Linked DNA regions of Homo sapiens: regions 2, 3, 4 and 5 are each linked to region 1. A link is an interaction called in ENCODE POLR2A ChIA-PET data of the cell type or tissue named here. Cell type or tissue: A673. All regions are shown on one strand.

The links. ChIA-PET counts read pairs that join two places held together with the same protein. Peaks named below come from ENCODE experiments on the same cell type or tissue, not always from the same donor. Only the 100,000 strongest peaks of a DNase experiment are listed, where the experiment ranks them.
Region 2: POLR2A ChIA-PET joins it to region 1 with 11 read pairs; 2 of 35 experiments call an interaction of 5 or more read pairs at or near these places.
Region 3: POLR2A ChIA-PET joins it to region 1 with 17 read pairs; 2 of 35 experiments call an interaction of 5 or more read pairs at or near these places.
Region 4: POLR2A ChIA-PET joins it to region 1 with 18 read pairs; 2 of 35 experiments call an interaction of 5 or more read pairs at or near these places.
Region 5: POLR2A ChIA-PET joins it to region 1 with 11 read pairs; 2 of 35 experiments call an interaction of 5 or more read pairs at or near these places.

Annotation. Positions count from the first base shown.
Region 1 is chr14:97,212,843-97,217,842 of GRCh38, forward strand. No RefSeq gene overlaps it. Among named protein-coding and RNA genes, the nearest start is that of LINC02304, 60 kb to the left of the region's middle. In A673, no CTCF peak of the experiment used is centred here; DNase peaks (open chromatin) are centred at 1,099, 2,069, 2,829, 4,449 and 3 weaker places; H3K4me3 peaks cover 1,554 bases; H3K27ac peaks cover 5,000 bases.
Region 2 is chr14:97,536,430-97,541,429 of GRCh38, forward strand. It overlaps LINC02325 (long intergenic non-protein coding RNA 2325), which reads left to right. Exons shown (of 5, transcript NR_110166.1): 3 at 209-249. Among named protein-coding and RNA genes, the nearest start is that of LINC02325, 80 kb to the left of the region's middle. In A673, no CTCF peak of the experiment used is centred here; no DNase peak of the experiment used is centred here.
Region 3 is chr14:96,842,848-96,847,847 of GRCh38, forward strand. It overlaps VRK1 (VRK serine/threonine kinase 1), which reads left to right. Exons shown (of 13, transcript NM_003384.3): 4 at 3,248-3,317; 5 at 4,410-4,497. Among named protein-coding and RNA genes, the nearest start is that of VRK1, 48 kb to the left of the region's middle. In A673, no CTCF peak of the experiment used is centred here; no DNase peak of the experiment used is centred here.
Region 4 is chr14:97,410,009-97,415,008 of GRCh38, forward strand. No RefSeq gene overlaps it. Among named protein-coding and RNA genes, the nearest start is that of LINC02325, 46 kb to the right of the region's middle. RefSeq lists an enhancer at 1,899-2,420. In A673, CTCF peaks have their summits at 833 and 4,562; DNase peaks (open chromatin) are centred at 823, 2,163, 3,083 and 3,383; H3K4me3 peaks cover 3,606 bases; H3K27ac peaks cover 5,000 bases.
Region 5 is chr14:97,151,298-97,156,297 of GRCh38, forward strand. LINC02304 (long intergenic non-protein coding RNA 2304) reads left to right here and starts at 3,560. Exons shown (of 2, transcript NR_146554.1): 1 at 3,560-3,872. RefSeq lists an enhancer at 3,124-3,293. In A673, no CTCF peak of the experiment used is centred here; a DNase peak (open chromatin) is centred at 3,114; H3K27ac peaks cover 3,478 bases.

The DNA of each region.
Region 1 (5,000 bases):
TCATAGGGTAATGATGAGAATTACATGTAAATATGTAAAGACTGAAGTAGCACAATATAAACATAAACACCCAATAGGTGCTAGCCACCATCTTCATCTTTATCACCACCATCACTGTGAATATTAGCAGGGCAGGTTTAATATCCCTACTACAAAGGTGAGAAAATGAGGGCAAGTATCTTATTTAAAGAGCCTTAGAGAGTTAGAGGCTGGGCTGGGTCTCCTCTCCTCTCCTCTCCTCTCCTCTCCTCTCCTTTCCTTTCTTTTTTCTTTTCTTGTTTTTTTTTTTTTTTGAGATGGAGTCCCACTCTGTCACCCAGGCTGGAGTGCAGTGGTGCAATTTCGGCTCACTGCAACTTCTGCCTCCTGGGTTCAAGTGATTCTCCTGCTTCAGCCTCCCAAGTAGCTGAGATTATAGGCATGTGCCACCACACCCAGCTAATTTTGTGTGTGTGTGTGTTTTTAGTAGAAATGGATTTCACCATGTTGGCCAGTTGGTCTCAAACTCCTGACCTCAAATGATCCACCTGCCTCGGTCTCCCAAAGTGCTGGGATTACAGAGCCACCATGCCTGGCCTGGGTGTACTTTTTAAAGCTTCCAGTTCAAAACAAGCATGGACATTCAAATTTTGGATGGGTAGGTCCAAATAGCTTTGGGGTGGGAAGAAAGTCATGCATGGGCTAACCAATAATGATAATAACAGGGTTCTCGGGCATTTCATTTTTACTCAGCTTCTGCCTGTTAATGGGGAACTGGAAATGTTTCTTATTCTTTCGAAATATTCAAGGCTGCGCATGTGTCAAAGGTCAAAAGACCCAAGTCAACGGGTCATGCACATCTTTATAGCCAACATGGAAATGCAAAAGCTAGACAAAAATCACTGCTTGGTGCTGCAGGGTACACAGGAGGACTGCAGAAGATGTACTGTCACCATGGGACAGAAAGAACTGGGAGACATAAAGTCTGGAAGACAAACAGACCCAGCGCTGCACTGTTAGCAGAGCAGACAGATTTATGTGGGTGCTGCTGGTGTCCCAGGACAGAGAGATATGCATACGTTAACACTCTAGCAAGGAAATCAGAGTAGAGTATATGTGCTCTATTTCCAAGCCTACATGAGAGTGCTTGTGAAATCAGAGACCAAGGAGCTTCGGGAGTGTGGATTTCCTCCTGCTAGGCAGCTCATGATTCTAATCCAAGCAAAATTGAACCCTTCTCCACCCTTCCAATTTGTGCTTGTGCTCATTGAAATGTACCATCACCGCTCCCAGAACTCACGGGCTCAAGACTTCTATGCCTGTCTGCTGAATGATCCTGGCCAACTGAATGTCTCTGGCTCTCAATTTTTTCACCTTTCAGATGGAAGGGTGGGGCCGAGTGATCCATGCCACCTGCCTGGTGTGAAGCAGGCACTAAGGCAATGACTGCTACACACAAGTGATTCAAGGTCAGGTGGTCATGCATGGCTATTTCCCCTTTGACTGTGCTCAGAGGTGTTCGTACCTGGAATAACACTGTTGCTAGAATATCCCTGTCCTGAAGGGCCTCTGTGTCTCCTTACCTCTGCCAGTGAAATATCAGTGCTTTGCACAGTCTAGGAATTTTTGGCTGGACCAATGTCCCCATCTCTAGAAACACGTGCCTGTGGACAAATTAAGGCACCTACGTTTTTGTGTTCTATTATTGTTTTCTTAAAAGCCATGGAGATTGAGCTTTTGCATCCAGATCTTCCTCTAACCAGCTGTGAACTCAGTACCTGCTCCTCTCCACTCTCTGTGGTTCAGTTTCCTTATCAGCCAAAAGGAGAGAACATCATCTAGTTTTCTGGTGTGGACACGATGGGTGATCAATGAGTGTCAGGCACCTTGTAATGTATGGTGTCTGGCCTGAGGAAGGTACTTAATGAATGCTATTAACTGTTCTGATCATTAGAAATTATGCTTAAAAGCAGGCTGAGAAAAGCAAACTCTCTTCTCTACCTACTAAGCACTCAATGAGAGGCTGTGAATAACTGTAGAAGGATGAATGCAGGAGCAAACTCCAGTTATGACACTTCCTCCCCAAGCTCTCTTACTCACATAGCATTCAAATTGCTAAATTCTTTGAAAAAGCACTAAGCACTCTTCAAGTGGAGGTGATGTTGATATTTTTCACACTTTCAATTTACGAAAAAACAATAGCAAGCATTCTTTCATCTGTTTGCCATTGAGCCTGTGAAGTAGGCCAGGTAAATATCATTACCACAAATCCCACCTCATCTATAATATATCTGTATCTATTTCCATGTCTATAGCTTTTCCATATCTATCTTTATCTCTTTTCTGTTTCTATAGCTATGTCCAGATTTCCATATCTATATCTTTTTTCCATATCTATATTCACACGCATACCTATACCTATATCTATACGTAGATCTGCATCCATACTTATTTTTATTCCTATATCTTTATCTTTTCCCATGCCCATATCCATATCCACATCTATATGAGGAAATGAAGTCAGGCTCAGCAAATAGACCAGCCAAGGTCACCCAGTTAGAAACAGAGCTAGTGAGGCTTCAAGTTTTTTGGCTACAAACTCGGCTTTTTGCAACTTCTCCTATGCTAGGCTTCAAATAAACAGGATTATTAAAAAGAAAAAAAATAAAGAAATATGAAAAAGAAAGAGAAAAAAAGAAGAAAAGGAAGGAAAGAAGGAAGGAAGGCAAGAGGGAAAGGAGGGGAGGGAGGGAAGGGAGGAAGGAAGCAAGGAAGGAAGGGGAGGGAAGGGAAGGAAGGAAGGAAGGAAGGAAGGAAGGAAGGAAGGAAGGAAGGAAGGAGCAAGCATTATAATCTCTTTATCTTCTATTCACAAAGCCCAGTATATGGCTCAGGCCTTTGTCATCTTCACTTCCATTAACTGAATTTTTTTTTTTTTTTTGGCGTGGAGCAGATGGGGCAATGGTCTTCAAAATGTCAAATCACTGAACTATTATGTGTCATCTATCGTTCTTCATTATCTATGTCTTGTTGCTTAAAATTCTTAGAACGGTTTCTAAACACTATATTTTTTAAAATTAGAAAATACAATAGAGCTATTTTTCAGGGGGTGGTTAGAGAGCTGTCATATTGTTAGCAGCTACCCTTAAGAGATTATTCCAGGAAACTTACTGTGTGAATGCAGGTTTAAACCAGGTATGTTTTAGGAGACACTTCCTATTCAATTTCTTTTGTCTTTCTTTTCCTATTTTTTTCTTCACTTAGAGTTTTATAACAAGACTTGAATAAACAGTATACTTGGACTGCCAGCACGATTAAAATTTATATCAGTTTTGCATCTGTTTGGAGAGGCAGAAAGCAAATCTCTAATTTTAAAACAAATTATCGAATATTTCAAGAAGTCAGAATGAAGATTCCTCTTCATTCTCTTAAAACTTTAAGAACTGAATTGCTGTGAATTATCCATTTGGCAGAATTTCTAAACAAAATTAATGTATCTGATGCAAACACAGGGCCTCCTGCTTCTTCTGTTCATTAAAGCTTATGTATTTGCTCAGTTTTACAACAATAATTTTCAGGGTCAGTTTTCAAGCTCTCCTAAGCTCACTTTTTTCCAAATGTGAAACTTATGGAAGGAAGAAAGCATACATACCTTGTTTCGAAAATTGAGTATTAATGTTCTGAAGAATATATCTGAAGAGTATCTTCTGGGCTAGAGGTTTGAAAAACATCAGCTGTTTTTCCTTGTGTGGGGTTTTTATTTATGCTCTTCTTTTAAAGCTATTTTTGGTCCCTTGAATTTAGCACAGGTTGCTTAAAAAAATCAAAAGCAAATATAAAATTTACCTGGAATCTTCTTTAGGACACAAATTAAACCATATTGTAGTTTTGTTTTCTGTTTTTGCTTTTAACTATGTGAATGGTTAATGCCGTCTTGTATTTTCTGTTGCCTAACTTGCAAAGAGACGCATTTCTCACACAATTCATTTACTCTCTCCTTATTTCTTCATCACTCCCTTGTCTTTGCAGAATTATTCAACTCAGACTGCCATGCAGAAGAAAAACCATGAACCCGTAAGTGTTACATTTTGAAGCAAAAGTTTATTTTTTCAAAGTCCATTTTCCCCCTTAGAAAGAAATATCAGAGTGAGAAATAGCGAGTCTCACATTATCTAAAAAGCGACTCTCTCCGGTTTTTGTTCCATTTATTGAAAACTCCAATTTCTTTGCCTCGGGTTCTAATTTATTTTGCAATTCGCACAGTGCACTGTAAACATAATGTAAAGTTTTCAAAGCTTAATTAACAGCTACAGGATAACGGCAGGCCAAGATTTTAAAGGCATTTAAGCTTGGCTCCAAGAAATGAAGAGACTTCCATTCAGGAAGCTGTGAACTTGTACCTCTTAAAACAATAAAACCCGTCAGATCCAGTACTTTGGCTTGCCTTGAATGCCAAGACCGGCACACCTGCTGGCTTAACCCCATCCCTCCGAGGTGCTTCTCGAGGGAGTCCTTCCTGTTCTGGAGCTGTTTTTCTCTTGGGGAGATGAGACAGCAAAAACAACAAAACCAAAAGAAACAAGCGAAAAAAACCACCAAAAACTCAACCACCCCAAAACTAAAAACTGTATATTTTAATCAAAGGTTCAGAAAATCCACTTTCAAATTCCACAGGGATGAGGGTTGGGATTCAGGTATCTCGGCAGAAGGATAGCCAACTGAAAAACCAACCCAAGTGGATGGGAAGAATTGACACAATCTCTCAGATCTGCAGTGGGTTCAGAAGAGGTGCTGCGTTATCTGTAGTGTTCCAGTTCTGCCATTTCCTAGGAGAAGTGCTTGGTGTGGTCACTTACTCTTTCTTGGCCTCAGTTTTTTCCATCTGTAGAATGGGACTGAGAAGAAGAATATCTCTCACAGGTAGGACATTGCGTTTTTGTGCTGCAAACGATTGCATAACTGTCCGGAGAATTGGGTCAATCTCTGGCTTAGTCAAGACCCAACAGTCTTGGTTTAACCGT
Region 2 (5,000 bases), 320 kb after region 1:
TGGCCCTGAGGCCCCACCCACAGAACATAGGTCTGAGGTCCAGCACCTCCTGGTTACGTTTTTGTGAGACATGACTTCATCTCTGTAAGCCTCTGATTCCTCATTTGCAAATGGAAGCTAAAAATACTTATTTCATGAGGTTATACAAGGATTGATGAGTTGCGTTACTTATAATAGTGTCATACAGTTCTCACTTTTTCCTTGCCAGCCCTCAGAGATTCCTTCTCCTCGCTGCTCCTCCTCTCCCAGGTAAGTACACATTGCCCCAGAAAATAGAAAGACTCTTCTTCCCTTTAACTGGCTCACAATTAAAGGAACAGAATCCCTCGGTTTCTGCTGCCAGATCACATTTGCTAAACAATCATTTTGCTAACTGGGATTCAGACAATGTAGGAAGAAACACTTGAAAACAGTTTTAATTGGTGTTGAAAATAAAAAAGGGGAGAAAAAAAAAGTCAGAACATTATTAATTTTTGCTGCCGTAATGACCACTGTAGAATTGGCTGGTTATTTCCCCATTAGAACATAATGACATCCATTGTTGGCGGCTCTGTACTTGATTATAAGATAATGACAATAATTCATTGTTTGCCGCTCTTTACCTTGAGACAAGGTAACCATAAGTTTAAAGGAAGATGTACAAGAGGTAAATTATATGTTGCTAAATATGAAACAGCACCTCACTTGTCCTGGTTTATAACAATAAAAACAACAATTTTAGATAGAACATATATTTAGTAGGTTTTCCCCCTAGGAAAGACAGAGACATTGATCATCACATAATTACTACAAAGGAAAATCCTGCTAAATTGTTAGGTTTAGATACGATACAAACCATCTTCTTGAACTATGCAAAGAAAAAGGAGCTTTTTGAACCTTTTGCTTGCTGTTTGAACGAAGCCTTTTCTAATCACAGAGCTGGAAGTCACCCCAAAGCTCATCAGGGTGGGGGTTTTCAAGAACCTTTTAAAAATGCAGCACCTATGTACAAATATGGTTGTTTATGGATAGGCCATATGTGAAACAGATTTGAGCCTCAAACTCAGTGCTTTTCCACCACACCCTCTGCTGTGTCCCCAGTCATTTGGCTCCTGCCAGCTCCTGCCTGCAGAGGCTGCACCCACTTTGCACTAGCCCACAGGGTTACAGCTTGGCCTGCTTGGTCTCTTTTCTCCACCAGCAGTCAAATGAATCTTCTAACCCCCAGATCAGATCCATCACTCCTCTGGAGGACAGTTTGGCAATTTCTTACAAAGCTAGACATGGTCTTACCTTATGATTCAGCCAGCGTGCACCTGAGCTTGTATCCACATAAACTGGAAACAAATGTCCAAGCAAAAACCTGCACACGAATGTTTACTCATCATTGCCAAAAACTGAAAGCAGCTGAGATGTCCCTCAATAGGGGAATGGATGAACAAACTGGAGTTCAGCCATACAGTGGAATATTATTGAGCAATCAAGAGAAATTAGCTATCAAACCATGAAAAGACATGGAAGAAATGTAAATGCACGTTACCAAGTGAAAGAAGCTGAAAAGGCTATATACTGAATGATTCCAACTATCTGACATTCTGGAAAAAGCAAAGTTAGACAGTAAAAACATCAGTGGTTGCCAGAGTTTCAGGGCGAAGGAGGAGGGGTGAGCAAGGGGAGCACAGGATTTTTAGCGCAGTGAAACTATTGTAGATGATGCCATCAGGGTGGATATGTGACACTTATGCGTTTATTTGAACCCGCAGAATGTACAACACAAAGAGTGAACCCCAATATCCCCTAAGGACTTCAATTAATAATAATGTGTGAATATTGGTTCATCGATCTTAGCGTATGAACCACACTAGTGCAAGACGTTTAGTGGAAACTGTGTGAGGGGAGAGGAGTAGGTGAGAACTCTCTGTACTCTCTGCTCAATTGTTCTGTAAACCTAAAACAGCTCTAAAAATAAAGTCTATTATTTAAGAAAAAACCCCCAAACTATAACTGAGCATCGCTGTCGGTTAAAAACCCAAGTCCCTACCGAGGTCTCAAGCCCCTCCACAGCCCGCCTCTGCCATTTCCATGGTTATTTCTTCCACTTCATCCCTCTTGCTTCCACGCCTCATGCTGGCCCTTCCCTCAGCCCCTAGTCTTGCTCTTGACCTGTTCCAATCTCTGTCTGAATGCCACTTGGGCCATCCCACCTAGAGGATGGTACTCCATGCCTCCTGCTATCTTCTCTCACTGGCTTTTGTTTTCTTCTTATATGCTGCCCTTTATTTTTCTCTTTATTTTCTGTCTCTTCCACTACAAGTTCACTGATGCTCCCCCAGCACCTGCCAATGGCTGGCACATAATAGGTGCTCAGTAAGTATTTGTTGAATGAATAAAGGTGGGGCTGCTTCCCCTCATCTCTGTCCCCCAGGAAGCTCCACCCTGCTTGAAATGTCCTGGAGATGCAGTTAAACAACAGATCTATCTGTTGATCTTACACCATGATGTTGGTTAGGGTGTGGGCCCTGCAGGGCCCCGTCGCCTGATGGGGCATCTTATGTGGCACTCTTTAACTAGGGACCCATGGGGGAAACCCCACCACGTTCTCCAGGGCTGTATCTTGAAAATGGTCTTAACACAAGCTTGAAATGTTTTTTTTTTATTCTAGCTTTAAACACACACACCTACACACAGAGAGAAATGTTAAGTTTGCTGATGACGTGTGATATGGTTTGGCTGCGTCCGCACCCAAATCTCATCTTGAATTGTAGTTCCCATAATCCTCACATGTCGTGGGAGAGACCCAGTGGGAGGTAATTGAATCACGGGGTGGTTACCCCCATGCTGCTGTTCTCATGATAGTCAGTGAGTTCTCATGAGATCTGATGGTTTTATAAGAGGCTTTTCACGCTTTACTCAGCACTTCTCCTTCCTGACATCACGTTTGCTTCCCCTTCTGCCATGATTGTAAGTTTCCTGAGGCCTCCTCAGCCATGTGGAACTGTGAGGCAATTAAACCTCTTTCCTTTATAAATTACTCAGTCTCAGGCAGTTCTTTATACAGCAGCATGAGAATGGACTAATATAATGTGACAAGGTTTAAAGTCTCACTAAAGCTCGCATGTGGCTGCTGGATGAAGACCTGCAATCAAGATGCAATCTGTGCAGAGGAAGGCCAAGGTTCTGCTGGCCCAGGGCCAGCCCTGCCGTTGTCTCCTGTGCTGTTGGCTCCAGCAGGAGCTTCTTTCATTGAACGTGCTGAGTGGAAAATTCTCTCCACATCTGGATGACACCATCTTCCCAGGCCACCTCTTGGGGACATTCTGGTTCTACTTTCTCCTTCCCTTTGGCAGAGCCTCGTACTTAAGTGCGTGGTCTTGAGCTGGAGTGTCTGAGTTTGCAACCCAGCTCCACAACTTATTAGGAGTGTGGCCTTGGGCAAGTTACTTATGCCGCTGTGCTGCAGTTTTCTCATCTGTAAAATGGGAGGACGGAAAAGGAAGAGTTCAGATTAAATGATTTTGCACATGTCAAGTGATTAGAAGAGTGCCTGGCAAATTGTAGGTACAAATAAGCACTAGCAATGATGCACACTGGTCGTGTCAGTGGCATTTTGAGACTTCCCATCCCCATTAAGTGTCAGCATGACTCATCTCTTCTCCATACCTGTACATAGATGTCTCAGCCAGTTCTGTCCTGGGCAGCAATCCAATGGCTCTCTCTTCAACATTCCACATTGTATTTGGACTGGAGAAGCTGAGGTTGGAAGTTGTAATGTGGCTGGGTCAAGGTGATAGAGTAAGTTGGTATCACTCAAGGGATAAAAATCTGGAATCTGTAGGAGATGCTGGCATCTACTTTCTCCCTGAAAACGTCACAATGAAACCATAGGGCCACTGCCCAGTCCCACAGGTGCAGCGGTGCTTCCTCACTGTTCTGAGAGTTATTGATCTTTTTGAGACTTAAGGTGGGGTGGACATGAAGACCCACCTCTCAGAGCTCCAGGGCATCACTGACCAAGGGCTCCAGCTGCTATGCTCTGAAATCTGTCAACCGCTATGTTAGTTCTCAGGCCACATGTCCCAGAGGATGCTCTTGGCCAAAGACTGAACACAGCAGGCCCATTCCTGCGAAACCCAGGACTTCCTCACCCAGCAGCTTTGCTTGAAGACTCCTTCAGGGCCTTGCAGTATTTCCTTCAACGGCACTACAGATGCAGACATTTCTGCCCAACCTTCTTTCCTTCCCTTTCTGCTTCACATGGATCAGATCTCTGTCACTGCCAGACGGTTCTACCTGTCTCCCTTCACCCCCTTTGCATACCCGCATCCTAGGCATCTCCTTAAGGAAATCTTTTGCATGTCTATTCCTGTCTGGGCATCTGCATCTCAAAAAACTTGGACTGATATCCGTGTGACATAATCTTTTCCCGGTAAGGTGCACCTGTACACAGGCAATCAGAATTCAGGGACTTTCAGACACCTAAACTGCATCTGCCACAGGTCTTCATTTAAAAATGTCAGTATTTGGCTGGATGCAGTGGCTCACCCCTGTGATCCCAGCACTTTGGGAGGAAAAGGCAGGAGGATCGCATGAAATCAGGAGTTTGATAGCAGCCTGGCAAACAGAGCGAGATCTTGTTTCTCCAAAACACTTAAAACATTAGCCAGGTGTGGTGACGCACACCTGTAGTCACAGCTTCTCAGAAGGATGAGGTAGGAAGATTGCTTGAGCTAGGAGTTGGAGTCTGCAGTGAGCTATGATCACACAACTGAGCTCCACCCTGGGTGACAGAGCAAGACCCTATAAAAAACAAATGAACAAACAAAAACCCCAAAAGCCAAAACTGTAATCATTTAAAGCAATTGAAGCATATAACAGAAGAAATTGTCTACGCAGTTTGAGATCAGTTTGCTTATTCATTCAACAAACATTTACTTGCTGTCTATTTTCTGTCCAGTCTAACGTCAGCACCAAAAGTGCACAGCTACTGCTCTTAAGACGCCCCCAGGCAGGTGGGGGAAACA
Region 3 (5,000 bases), 370 kb before region 1:
GGCTGGCACATTTTTATCCTTGATTTCAGTAAGGGTGTGCAGGTACCCTCTGCTGCTGGTAAGGGTTTCTAACTTAATGTGGACGCTTTGTCAAAAAGTTGGTTATTGCTGATAATACATGTATCTGCCTTATGAAACAGCTCCAGATAGTTAACCCACAAATCTCTTATTTGGCATTGGAGTGAAGTTAAGACATACCCATTCAAGGTAGATGTTAGGCACATAATAAAAATGTTCTCACATGTACCAAATGTTGGTCTCTGGTTTTGGTTGGGGCTTTAATCCTTGACCTACAGAACAGACACTGTATTTTATTTCTGAAAGTAACTGTGCAGGAGAAATGTTGGATAATGCAAGGAGAAAGAAATTTTCTTTTGTGTTTTCTTGCTGACAGACTTAATATGAAATTAGTAGTTCTTTGAATTGCACTTACCCTTAGTCATGTCAGTAGCAGAACTAGAGGCAGAGGTCAGGCTTTTGGATGGTATCCTAACAGGTCATTGTACTGTGGTCCTTTTCAGATGTGAACTGATAAGAATCTGTATTTCACAGTTCCTTGGAAAGAAGTTTGCAGACTGATGTTTGATTTTCCTCACTGATGTTATGAGAAGTGACCTGAATTTTTAATTCATATATCATAATTTTTTGGTAGGAAGGAGAAATTTTGTACAGCTTCATTTTTAAATGGCAGCCAGTTGCTTTTAGCTGGTGCCATTGAAATATATCACATTTTAATTTTTTTTCTGTTGTCATCTTCATTTTGACACTTAGAAGTCTTAAAGAAACGTTTAGTGATATTCTAGTTAAAATGTCAGTCCCAATTTCTTTTCTAAATCTTGGCTATTATAGAGTTGGCAAAGTATTTTAGATTTGAAATATGTTAATAAAATTTTAGTTATGAGTTAAGGTATTTTCTTCAACAGGAATAGCTAGCTTTGGCTAGAGTGCAATGCCAAGGAAGTAGCTCCTTTATTTTGTGATAATGGAAGTTTATTGGATTAGAAGAAGTATGAAATGAGCTCAGAGAGCCTTCCTTGTAGTGGGCTTTCATTATAATAGCCTGATTTATATGGTTGATTCTCATTATTATAGGTTTAATAAATTATTGCCTGAAGGAAAACTTGAAAGTTAAAGTTGATATGACATAGGTTGAAACTGAATAAATCAGAATTTTATACTGATTTGTCTTAGGAAAACCTCTTTCAAACCTGAATTATATAAATGAGCTATTCCAAAGGTAAGCTTTGGAGAGGAACTTTACCAGAATTTCTCCTTTTGAATTTCTTTTTCTTAACGCTGATTCTGTGATTCCTACCAAAGACCTATTCTTAGCCATTGGCTGGAAACACTGCAAGTGTCTCTTGCAAATGCTTGCAAGTGTCAAGCTATTATTGCTGCTAGGAAAGGAGCCATAGGTTATAGAGGAACTTGGGTACTGAGTCCATAAGTTAAGGAATCAGCACTCATACTTTCAGTATGTTGGTTAGTTCCTCCTTCTTAAGGAGTTGTTGCATGCCAAGCCATGATACTACTGTCTTCCAAGGTTAAGGTGAAAAGTATACTTACCTGTAACAAATAAGGCACGCTTGTTTTCAGGTTGTGATCCAAGTGTTAATGTGTGTTGCCCATTTACTGTTAAATGCTCATTAATAACTGCCTGAGTCTGCAGATTGGCTAATCCGTTTTCCTCTAAGTACTTTATTTTTATTTTTGAGACAGAATCTTGCTTTGTTGCCCAGGGTGGAGTGCAGTGGCACGATCTTAGCTTACTGCAGCCTCCGCCTCCTGGGTTCAAGTGATTCTCCTCCCTCAGCCTCCTAAGTAGCTGGGATTACAGGTACTCGCCACCATGCCCAGATAATTTTTGTATTTTTAGTAGAGATGGGGTTTCACCATGTTGGCCAGGCTGGTCTTGAACTCCTGACCTCAAGTGATCCGCCCGTCTTGGCCTCCCAAAGTGCTGGGATGACAGGACAGGCATGAGCCACTATGCCAGGCCTTCTTCTAAGTACTTTAATTGGGGATTCCTATTTTCTGAATTATAAGAAATCTGAGATAATTAGAGCAGAGAGTATGGAGTGGTTTTCTACAGTTGAGGGTATCTTGAGTGAAGAAAAGGTGAACATATTTTAAGTGCTTGCAAAAGTCATCTCTAGCAACCCAAAACTATAAGTTGTCACTCATTTAAGGTAGTAGGCCTCATTACTCACTTCCCCCAATGCTCTATTTAACTTTGAACTCCAGTTAACCAAGATATTCTGCCCAAAATAATTTTTTTCTCATACCTCCTAAAAAGAAAAGCAACCCTAAAATTAGTTTAGAAATGTTAGCTTCCTCATTTGAAGTTTTCACTGCTTTAAAAACTTTTTTTAATTCCCAATAAATAATGACCAACACAAAATACCAGACATTAAATAAATACTAATTTTAATCAGATGAAATTTACTATTTAAAAAGTCCACAGAATTATAAGATCTTTTCCACTCTTACATATTTATTTAACAAGGCAAAACTGCTGACAGGCTGTTATTTCTTGTTTGTGCAAATACGTTTTTGTGAATGTATGTCTCTTTAGTAATAATTTTAATTGTTAATATCTCTAAAAACATAAAATGAATGTAGTCCATAACATTGGTAGAAAACAATTGTTAATGAGCCCCATGTTTGGTTTGACAAATGTAGGAATCTGTGTCAGAAAGGAAGGATGCAGGTTAGTGGACAGTGCATGCTTGTTCAGGAGATGCATAATATGGGCTCTTCTTTGTGGTAAGGTCTGTTTTTGCCAGTCCTGATAAAGTAGATATAAGTGTAATGAAAACAGGAAAGGAATGGGATTTTGGCATTAATTGGTTAAATTAGGTATTGAAATTTTATTAAATCTGAGAAATATCTTATAGCCCCTTGGTGATACAGTTAAGATGATTGCTCATCTTTGCTTAAGGGAAAGCTTAATAAAGATGAAAATTAGTTTAAACATTTTTCTTAAACTTCTGCAGGCTGAGCTATATATCTGATTTTGTATAATTTATCACTTATAGAAATGGAACTTGAGCAATATAAGAAATATAGACTAATATTTCTCTGAACATTTCTAAGGAGTTTGACTTAATCTTAACACAGTTATAAACTTAAGTATCAAAATTACATTGGACAGAAAAATAGATTTGTTGGTCTTTTTTGAAGGTTCATTGAAAATATCTCAGTAATTTTAACTACTGCTAGTACTAATTAACTCTTATATTTTAAGGAACCCAGTGACAATGGACCTCTTTTTACTGAATTAAAGTTCTACCAACGAGCTGCAAAACCAGAGCAAAGTAAGAAATACAGTACACATACGTTTACACTTTTAAAATGACCAGTTTTTTGTTTTAAGCCAAGACCTAGAGCATTGTATCTTATTTTATGACTCTTTGTTATTTTTTTGCTTTATAAATTCCACTTACATGGGATTTGTGTGAAAGAATTCTGGTCTTTTAATGGGTTTGTTGCATCAAGATTTTATCTATATAGATACATAGAATGAAGTTAATAATAAATGACCTATGATTTAGGAAATATTGTTAAACATTGAGAATTATTGATGAAATAGAACAGGATATCAAGGTAGAGAGCCAGAACCTCTCCTAGTCACTTTGGTCCCTTCTGTCCTTCTTCCATGTCTCTTAGATCTTGATTTCCTGGTTGAGGACTTTTATATTGAGGAAGAAAAACCTTTTAGATTGGTATGAAAAATAGGTCTTCCTGTAGAAGCAAGTAAACATTACATAATTAGAGAGAGAAACTGCAACTTCAGGATAGTCCACCCCCGTATTCTCAGATTCCACATCCTCAGACTCAACCAACCAGGGATAAAAAATATTCCAGAAAAAAAAAAAAGCTACAATAAAAAATAACAATTCAATAATAAAAAATAATACAAATAAAAAACTAGTACAGTATAACTATTGACATAGCATTTACATTGTATTACATATTATAAGTAATCTAGAGATGAGATAAAGTATATAAGAGGATGTGTGGAGGTTATATGCAGATATTACACCATTTTATATGAGGGACTTGAGCATCTGGATTTTGGTGTCTTGAGGGGTGGGGGTTCCTGGAACCAAGCCCCTAGAACAAAGGAATGACTGCACTGTAGTTTTGATTTAAAAAAAATGCTTTTTGTAGATTTTTCATTTTAAAGACAATTTTAAGGGCAGGATAACAATTTTGTAGGTTAATAAAAATGTTTTCATCGTAAAATGCTTTTCGTTATTCGTTATACTGTATTCTTCATTTTCTTTTTTATGAATACAGGTGAATTCTTATTGCATGTATAAATACATTTTGCTCTTAATGATTTTTTAAAAAATTATCATTTATGTATAACAATTGAAATCACAAAGATCTGTTTTAATTTGTAGTTCAGAAATGGATTCGTACCCGTAAGCTGAAGTACCTGGGTGTTCCTAAGTATTGGGGGTCTGGTCTACATGACAAAAATGGAAAAAGGTAAAAATATGTGTGATTTGTCTTTCTCCTTCCCTTTTGCAACATTCACTATTTAGTTGGTTTAGTCAGTAATTATTTACTGATCACTTACAATATTACTAGGCCTCCCTCTGGAGTATGTGGAGTGTATGTGACAGAGAGGAATAAGATGTTATCTCTGTCCTCTGCTTTCCATAGCAGCAGGCTATGATGCCTTATTAGAATAGGAGTGCCTCTCTAGTCAGGGAGCTTCTGCAGAGCAGTATCAACTGACTGGAACCCAACTGACAAGGAGGAACAAAGCCAAACACCCTGCCTTTTTTTCCTCCTTGCCTTTAGAAATAAACAAACAAAAACGCCTCTGTTCTTCATGCAAAAGGGAACCCCTTCAGGATTCCATTTGGTATTTCTGCCCACACAGAAATGTTGGATACATAATCTGCCCACACAAGATTAGGCTCACCCTTTATGAGGGTTTTAGTCTAGCTGGTGAGTGAAAACAAAAATGTTTGAAACAATTAGAG
Region 4 (5,000 bases), 200 kb after region 1:
TTTTCTCCCCAGAAGAGACTTTTTTTGTTGTTGTTTTCAAGGTCACACAAAGAATATAACTTTGGTTTATTAATGGAAACCTTCTAGCTACTGGTTAATTCATTACTGCACAGTACAATTTTAAAAGTCACCAACAATGTGGTTCTTTGTCTTTAATTTCTTTGGATGTGTGGTTGTGTGTGTGCGTATGTCAGCACCTTTTTACCTTAAAGAGATACGCGAATCCCCATGAATTATTATACTTTCACTTGTTTTTGTGCCCACTTAAATTTATAGGTAAATATGTGTAAATTTGGGAAAAATATACTTTTTCCACTGTTCGAATTTCTTTCCTCAGAACTTTCCTAAGACTATAAAACTACAGCAGAGATGCTGGGGGCGCTGGGATCTGGGTGAGAGAATTGAGGCATGCACCTTGGGTGCAAAATTTAATGGAGTGCCAAAAAGGCAGTAATTAAGAAAAATGATAATTGGATGCAATGTTTAAAAAAATAAAATGAATGCACCAAAATTCACAATGAACAAAAAATTCAGATTTTAAATAAAGGCAGGATCTGATCCTGTCCACTGATTTTTAGAAGAGTGAGATGTATGTGCAGGCTTCTGATATCTCAAAGACAATTTTGGGAAACATCTTGCACAGAATCTATCATCACGGATTTTTATTTTAGGAGAAGATGTTACCTATCACCACGAGGGTAAGTTTTGACAACCGAATTTCTCCCCCTTTGCTCTTGCGGTTACTCCACAGACATTTGAGCATTCCGCGACAAAACTGTTTTCCAGTCCTGGACAAATACTTTTTATTTCTGAAAGCATCTCGCAGGGGGAGCTAGGGAGTAACACACTGCTCAAAGACGCTCTTTATAAAGGGACTTTCTGTGTCGTTTCTGGATTTTGATAGCAACTTTTGAGTAGGGCCGAGCAGCCTTTGCAGGAATGGGTGGATGGCGGCTAAGGTCATTGTCAAGGACTTGGGATCAATTAGTATGCAGATCAGAGCCAAGGAGTTCAAAGGTATTGTTCCAATTCAATCACATTAGCCAGGGCAGAGATGAACAAACAGCACGACCTTAATCACCAAGCCTTACCCATTCACTGGGTGTGTGTGTGTGTGTGAGAGAGAGAGAGAGAGACACACTAAGATCTGGCCAACCATGTGAAGATATGAGAAAGCTGACCCCCAAGCCTTATTATTTATAAAATATAATATGTACATTTCCTTCCGTGTATATTTGAGGGAGAACTTAATTGAAGGTGAACAAACTGGCTCTGTATTTCAATGCATGCCTTCACACATACACAGACACATTAAATGCCTTGCAAAAAACCAAAATCTCACTAGTATAATGCCAAGGTAAGTTCTTTTCCCTCTTACTTGCAGACAAGCCTATTCAAAATGTGCACAATTCTTTCAAGTCCCCCAAGTGAGAGGACGTGAAATTCCACATTCTAAAATACAGTATCTGCAGTCTAAATATACCTTTCAACTGTGTGGTTAGAGCTAACATGGAGATAAATGAGGAAATTTTGAATTTTTAAAACATCACAGGAAGAAGGATTTTTTCCCCCTTCTCTCTCTTCTCAAAGGAAAACCCAATTATTTTCCTGATTTGCCGATGTGATGCATTGGAATGTGGGCAAACCAGTGGCCGCTACTCATTGCCTGTGTCCTTAAAACATACAGCACGGAAGAGTAGGGACACAGATGCATAGTGTAAATACGCGGGTTCCATCTATAATTATATCTACAGCACACATGAGATACTTTTATGGTTTGGGTGGAAATGAGGAACGACAAGGGGATTAGCCTTTGACAAAATGTGACATTTAAGCAGGTTCACCTGGTTCTGGAACCCTTTGCCCTCCGAGTCGCTGTTTATCTGCGTTCACATGTAAGTTTGCTGCATCAATCTGGATAAACATTTGCTAAACCCAACAATGACTTCTATTGGAGTGGATTACCCCGGGAAGCTGTAGGCTGCACTGGGGGAGAATTCCGCCTCGGTATCTTCATTTCCATCTAAAATCAAACATGATCCGGTAACTAAGGTTTTCCGAATCCAGTCTCTGCCCCCACCTCCGGCCCTGGGAAGACAGTTAATCATAGCTGGCGAAGATGAAAGACGCGCAGGGAAACGCAACTCTAGCAGGCAAAGCTGCACCCCAGGGGGTCATGAATGCTGGGGGAGGAACCATGATTCCTTGATGCAATAACATATTGAGACACTTTCGGCTTTACACTCGCTATCAAGTAAATATAGGATATCTCACCCATGAAGGGTGATTATTGCTCCTGAAAGGAGGAAACGACTTATTAAGGTCTTGTTCAGGAGCAAAAGAAAGATAAGAATCATTATTAATAGAGAGAAACAATCTGGGATTTTCCCTATAAAAATGTATTTCCCCTTAAGACTATTTTGGCAGTGGGGTTATTATTATTATCATTATTATTCATATTGGTCTGAAATTGACTGTGCTTTCAAAGCAGTCCTAATAAGTAGAGGTTTCAAAAGATAACTTTTCCCATTGCATCTCCCGTCACATATTGTTAGTAGCGCTTTTATCTGTAATGCAAATAAAGACATTTTAAAATGTAAATCTGTTACCCAGTCCCATAAAAATATTCATTCACTGTTTGGTATTTTATTTGAAAATATTAAGCCACTAAAACAAAACAAAACAAAACACACGATCCTTAAAACCAAACGTTTACCCAATTATTCACAGAGGCATCATTTCTCCTTTGATCCTACTATTGTGATGTTTTCCCTGAATTTTGGTTCAAGACAGACATTTTCCTCTTCTTTTTTCTTTCCCCTAAACAAGGTCATAGATTTTTTTCCCCCTAAATGAAGACCAGAGCCCCCAGTGCAGGATTAAGTAAGTCCTTACAGTGTTATAAAAGTGAGTGCTTCTTTCCTATAATAAAAGGTGTTTAAAAGGTTCGCTACAGCTTTAAACAGAATTACAATTTACTTCTTTCAAGTGTCCAGGCCATAAATTCTTCTCAATTCCCTCTCTCTCTCCTTGTCGGAATTAATGAGATCAGATCTGATCAGGGCGCTGATGTGTTCAGCGCCAAATCACACAACAGCGCGCGCACCGTAATGGAATTTGCATCTAATGCATACATAAATCAAACATCTTTCTGGACATTTTCATATGCATAATGTCATTTCATCCAGTTCTCTCTGTGCAGAGGGGGAGATTTTTCTCTCTGAGAGAATGACTTTCTTTAATGCTTTCATTTTATTTTCGCTGACTGCAGTCCGGGAGAATGCGCTCGGTCGGAGAATCTTTCGGGGCGCGGTTGACAGTTCTTTTTCCAAGAGGGGTCCTTCACATTTATCATGCCTCTTCCTCGGGGGCTTTGTTATGCAAATGTGGCTGAAATTGATAATTCCAAAGTGCTTCATTTCGGCTCCTCGGCGGTTGGAGATGGTAGATAAAAAGAAACTGACAAGACACACTGATTGCCCTCAATGCATGTAACTCTCTTGCTAACAAGGCTGGATATTGTTAAAAATTCCTATTGTTATGAGGGTGGCGCTCCCATTATGCAGGCCTTGCAAATTTCTGATTTGAATATTAACCCTTTAATCACCCCACCCCACAGACCCCTCCAAAAAAAAAACAAAAAAAACACACAATTGCCATCAAATGGCTTCAGAACCCCAAACATCAAATTATTCTTCTATTATAGTGAACAGCTGGGGTACACTGAAAACACTTCATTAATCATTTGTTCCCAAGGTAAACTTTACATTTATTTTCAAATACAAAGAAAAGGGGTTATCTTAAGCAAAGGGGAGCCTCCCCCCAAGTTCTAAGTAAAGATGTTGGAACGGCATCGCCCTGAGTTTGCACAAAGGGCTGGAAATTGATAATTGAGAACAACAGTTTGTAAAAGGAACCTGGCCTCTCCCCCGGCCCCTGCTCCTCGTCGGCAAATGGAAAGATCAGTATTTTCACTTGGCCATGCTTCCGCTTTTCCGTTCAGACTAAAGAAGGCCTCAGGGAGGGGATATGTGTCTGCCGTCACCAGAGTTAAGTTTATTTTACCTGTTTGACCAGACGAAGGGAAAAAAAAATCTCCCAGCGTCCTTCTCTTAGTAGAGAGGGGATGCAGAAATCTGAATACCATTTCCAGGGAAGAATTACAAATTGAGGCAGCTCTGGGCATTAGCATACCAATTAGGTGCTGGCAGCAAACTGGGATTCTAAGGAGGTGCTGCGGGCCTTGGGCTGCGGCTGCTACGGGGTCAAAACACCAGGAGCTCAGAAGAACGTGGTTATTTCTGCTCAAAATCAAGGCCTGGTCCTTCCAAATACCAAGACCAGAATCTGGACTGGAAGGCCTCCTGTTTCTAAACATACACATGCACAATTACAATTTCCCAGAAAGTGATCAGACCCATTCATAGCGTCTCTGAATGAAAAACAGAAACTTAACAGGAATTCGCCTGTCAGCTAATTAGAATTTAGCGACTAGAATTTCTTAGCAGCTTTCCCATGGTGGCTGCATCTCCAGAAATGTCCACCAGGTAATTGGCCTCGCTGTTAAACCTTGGAACCACTTAGAATTATGTTTTCTTTTGAAAATGTTGCTAGGTTAGGGAAAGAAAACCTGCAGGTTGGTGAATTATGCTTAATGTTTTTTTCTCTCAAATGAAGCTCCTGAGCTTGGAAAAGAAAGCATCACGGGGCTTAGAGGCTAGAATTGCCTTGATGGTGTGCTGTGCCCGACGCCCATCAGAGGCTGCATCAAAGGGCTTCACCTTCTCAGTTCTGCAGCCGCGCAGAGCAGTACCTGCCAAATTATGGCAAATAAAAGAGGCGCCAGATCCAACAGACCTCTCTTACCTGCTGCACTAAAGAGGTGGTGCTCTGTCTGGCTGTTTGTGAAGTGCTGCCTTCCGTCCACACGCTTGGGGCTGTCGTCCAGACACACGTGGAAACACATGCAGAGGGGCACACAGATAGGGTCACTGCAAACG
Region 5 (5,000 bases), 62 kb before region 1:
CTGAGTTGAGAGAACCCGATTCTGCTGCAGGGCTACCCTGGGTCCGGAATTGTGAAAATTCTGCATGGCAGTCAGATGTCCTTCCCCGCATAAGGTTTGTGTCTTTCGCCAGCCTCCTTATTCTTTAAAGATTGAGAGAGGAAGGAGAGAGGGATGAAAGGAGAGAGAGGAGAGGGGAAGAATAGAAGGTGGAAATGCTGGGGTTGCAGTATGCATATTTTACAACATTTTAGGTCACTTTTTTTGGCTCAAAATAGAGTTTGCACTGAATGATGTTGGCCTAGACTGAAACAAATTGGACAGAACAACCCAGGCTACTGGTTGTTCTTCATATTTTGTCACTGGTGGTCCCTGGATTGGTGACATCTGTCTTCCTGTCCAGAATCAGAAAATCACTGAGTCTCAGGGTTTCAAGTGACCTCACAAACCATTGCCAAAGACCAGGTGCCAATCTCACGGGAAGGTTTTTCTTTCGGTGGAACTGGAATCTCCCTCTCTGAAGCAGCACCCATTCAGATCCTTTCTCCTTCAGGCCCCAATTTCCCTGCTTCTTTAACCCATTGGGTTCTGATAAGATGCTAAGGACACCCCTTAGTCCCTGGCTCCTTCTTCCCTGCACGCCCGCCTGGCTATTACACTGATGAAGACAGGCTAGGCTGAGCTGCCCTCACAGGAGCCCCAAAGCCACAGTGGCTGACCTAGATAAGGACACATTTCTTGCCTGTGCTACCCCTCCCTGGTAGGGGGTGCTGCATCATTTTCACCATGGGGTTCAGGTTGAGGGAGGGGACCCAGCCTGGGACTTCACCAGTCCTTAGGAGGGAAGGAAAAGAGAACTCAGTGGAGCTGTGAGATGACTCTCAAGGATTCTGTTTGTAAGCGGCCTACAGCCATCCTGCCCACGTGTGATCAACACAGTCAGTCACACGGCTGCACCTGAATCTAACAGGGTGGGGGAAAGCATTGTCCTCTCTTGTCTTCTGCGTCTCATGCCTTTAATGCAAGAATCCCATAACGGAGACCCTTCACCCTGTTAAAAGCTAATTACAGCATCAAGTTAAGTTGAACCGTTTCCTTCGATGAATGCAATAGTAGTATTTGTTAGTATTTTGGGAAGCCTCATAGCCTTGCTGTGCCCACAGTTATAACTGGAGGTGCCAATATGTCATTTCCTAAGCTGTGACTCTTCCCTCACTCTCATCCCCTTATCGTTCACCAATCTTCCACTTCAGGTCTCACCTTCAATGTCACTTCTTCCAAGAAGCCCTCTTGGCCTCTACACAGTTAGTACTTCTGGTCTCGCTCTCTGTAATTCTTCTTCAAGGCTAAGCACTTGGCCAACACCCATTTTTTGGCCAGACTAAGGAAGGAAACAGTGTCTGTCTGGTTCAGTGCAATTCCCCCCTGATCATAAGATGAGGCTTAATATATCAAAGGCACTCAAAAAATATTGTTTGAATGAGTAGACAGCTCAAAACATGAACACATAACTCATTCTCAAAGGATATTATTTTCTTATGATGTGTTTTAAACAAACAAAAAAAAGGAACTTTAAATTTCTGTACCCAAACCCTGATGGGCTCTGAGATTTGCCTGTCGTTTTGTGTATTTCAATCCCCTAAATTAGGGATTGTGGAAAGACTGGCCAGGTAAGTTACTGTTCAGATCAGGACCATTTGTGAGAGTGAAGTGTATGTGTGTGTGTGTGTGTGTGTGTGTGTGTGTGTGTGTTGGGGGGAGGGCAGGGAGGTCTGGGGGGTGGAGCTTATCACTAATGCCACCCTCTGGGACAAATCACACAGAACTTGCAAGGTGGAAAACAACACACACACGTACACACACCCTTTCAAGAGTTGTCCAGGCCTATTTTTCTTTTACTGTACCCCAAACTCCCTTGAGCCTTTTGTTTTATGAATTGGGCCCTTCTATTTTACAGCCAGCACCATTTGCACTTACTGCAGAGCTGTATTATGGCCAAAGACTCTTTTTATTTTTTTTTATTTCTTATAGTCCTGGAACATGGCCCCCTGGAGAATGTCACTTCACAAAGCAATGGCCAGTAAACTTGGCTCATGCGTCAGCGAAACACTTCCAACGAAAGTGCATCAACTTCTGTTCTTACACATTGTCGTCTTTCACCTTAACAAGCACACCCCAAAAAAAGTCCTCTGGTTTCTACGGCTTGTTAGGTCTATCATCTTTTTAATTAATAGTGTTTTTACGAAGCCGTCTGAACTGTGTCATTTCCATTATCAGAAACGCATTGCCATTAATGAATAATTTTCATTTCTGATCCCTGGTATCATGCTAGTTGATCTCCTGTTTCCATGCCTTCAAATGATAGCATCGTTTTCTGCCCACGATCAAATTTAATTTGGACTCTGATTATATTATGCTGTTGCGACTGAAGTGTCAATTTTTGTCAGGCAATTAGGAGCTATAACCTGTGAAGTTAAGTTTGATAGGCATTGTAATTGGATTGTTACAGTAATAGCCTGGAACGTTCCTTTTCCTCTTGCTTCTTTGATTCTTGATGCATACTCTCATCGTGAGAACAAAGACATTTGGTTATTATACAACCTTAGGATGTTTGAGACAACAAGATCACAAGTTGAAGTTTTTGCAGTGGAGTGGGCTTCGATGTAACTCGAAGTGTGGGACGTTGAAAGTTTGAGAGATTTGGAAAAAATTAGAACAAAGGGAAAGAAGTATCACAGAAAGCATTGTGTAAGAAGAAGTTAACAGGTCCCCGAAGTTCACTTCAAGATTCCAGATAAGTTGCAAACAAAGATGAATCACAAATAGCTTAGAGTCACCTGAGAGTTCCTCTCTTCCTCCCTCCCTCCCTCCCTTCCTCACTCTCTCCCTCCTTCCCTCCTTCCTTCCTTCCTTCCCTCCTTCCTTCTTTCCTTCCTTCCTTCCTTCCTTCCTTCCTTCCTTCCTTCCTTCCTTCCTTCCTTCCTTCCTTTCTTCCTTCCCTCTCTCCCTCTCTCCTTTCCTCCTCTCCTCCCATTATTCCTTTCTCCCTCCCCCTTTCTTTTCTTTCCCTCATTTCTACTAATTTATTGACACTGGACTAAATACATTAAATATTGTCATGGAAAAGACAAGCCCTCTATCCTCGTGTGGTTCATGGTATAATAGGGGAGAGATGGAAAATGTCACATCAACAGAATGATGTGACGAGATCCTTTAACAGAATACCTGCGTGTATCAGCAGATTCTCACTTGAAGAATGGGAGCTTGCCTGCAATGGGGAGGAGAGGAGAGGAGAGTGGTGCAGTGTGTGGGCACAGCTTTTGCAGAGACCTGGGCACAGCAAGGATTTGGGGCCATGAGGGAGTGGCGAGAAGTGCAGCAGGATGGGTGCCTGTGATGCAGCAGGATGGGCGCCTGTGAAGCCTGTGATGCAGGATGAGCACCTGTGATGCAGCAGGATGGGCGCCTGTGATGCCTGTGATGCAGGATGAGCACCTGTGTTGCAGCAGGATGAGCGCTTGTGATGCCTGTGATGCAGGATGAGCACCTGTGTTGCAGCAGGATGGGCTCCTAGCTGCCCGGGTGGCAGGAGGTGGGGCTGGAAGGAAGTGGGGCAGATCACAGGGAAGGGGGAAGCTGGCCCAGGCATCTGGATTTTATCCCAAAGCTCATGAATGTTAAAAGGCAGGTCCGAGGGTACCCTGGAGGACTTCCATAGCATCTTTATCAGGCCTGATGCCATGGCCCCTAAAACTCATTTGCTTTATTGCTACCCGAATACCCTTTACAAATGCAAATCCGAGCAATGAGCACACTGCCTGCAACCCTCAGGGATCCCGACTCTTACAGTGAAGACAGAGCTCTTCAATACACCCTGTGGAAAGGCTGGCCAGGTAAGTTACTGTTCAAATCAGGACCATTTGTGGGAGTGAAGTGTGTGTGTGTGTGTGTGTGTGTGTGTGTGTGTGTGTGTGTGTGTGTTGGGGGGATGGCAGGGATCTTTAGGGGGTGGAGCTTATTACTAATGCCTCCTCTGGGACAACAGGTGTCCTTGAGGACTGCCCCAGGAAAACCAGGAGGTGGGGCTTGTATCCTTAAGGCCCACATGGTCCGCCTGCGGCCTCTTTTTTTCACCCCTTCTCCCATTTGTCTCCTCCCCAGCTCTCAGCTGGCCAGCAGCACTGAGTTTCTTTTTAGTTCCTCCTACCCCCTGAAAGCTCTCTCTTGCCACAGGGCCTTTGCACATGCTGTTTTTGCTGCCTGAACCTTGGCCCTGTAGCCTCCCATTCATGCCCAGGCTTTCTGGCCACCTGGCTTCCAAGAAGGGAAAGGAGGTTAGGTTTTTCTTCCCACTCCTTCTATCTTTGCATCTTTTGCAAGAGCTGCATCCTTCACAACTTGGGTCCTACCTGATGTCTCCTCCTGTACAGTTTGCCTCCAGTTTCCTGCTCTTGTCCCTTCAGTCCTAGGGGTGACAACCACTCCCTGATGCTTCCTGTCTCTGAGCCCTTGCCATCCTATCTTTGTCCTCTTAACCCTGCTCACCTCTGTTAAGAGTCTTTTCATTAAAGATTCTTCATTTGAACCATCTGTGGCAAATTCTGCTTCCTGCTGGGACCCTGACTACGATGGTGCCTAAAACAAACTGCTGGAGGAGGAGAGAGGTGGGAGCAGAGACTCCCTTCTGGGATAGACCAGGAGGAGCTGACGCTTGTCTCCAAATACAAGAAAGACGTCGGCAGGCAGAGAGGGCTGGGAGAGCAGCTTTCAGGCATAGAGAACAGCATCAGACCAAGATGTGGAGGCAAGAGGAGGGTGGGCTTGTGGGCTAGCAAGGAGTCCAGTGTCTTCCTTCCTTCCTCCTTCCCTCCCTCCCTCCCTCTCCTTTCTTTCCTCTCTCTCTCACTCCCTCCTTTGTTTCTTCCTTTCCTTCTTTTTCTTTCTCCCCTCCTTCCTTCCTTTTTTGCTTCTTCCCTCCCTTCCTCCCTCCCTTCCTCCCTCCTTCCTTTCTTCCTCTCAGC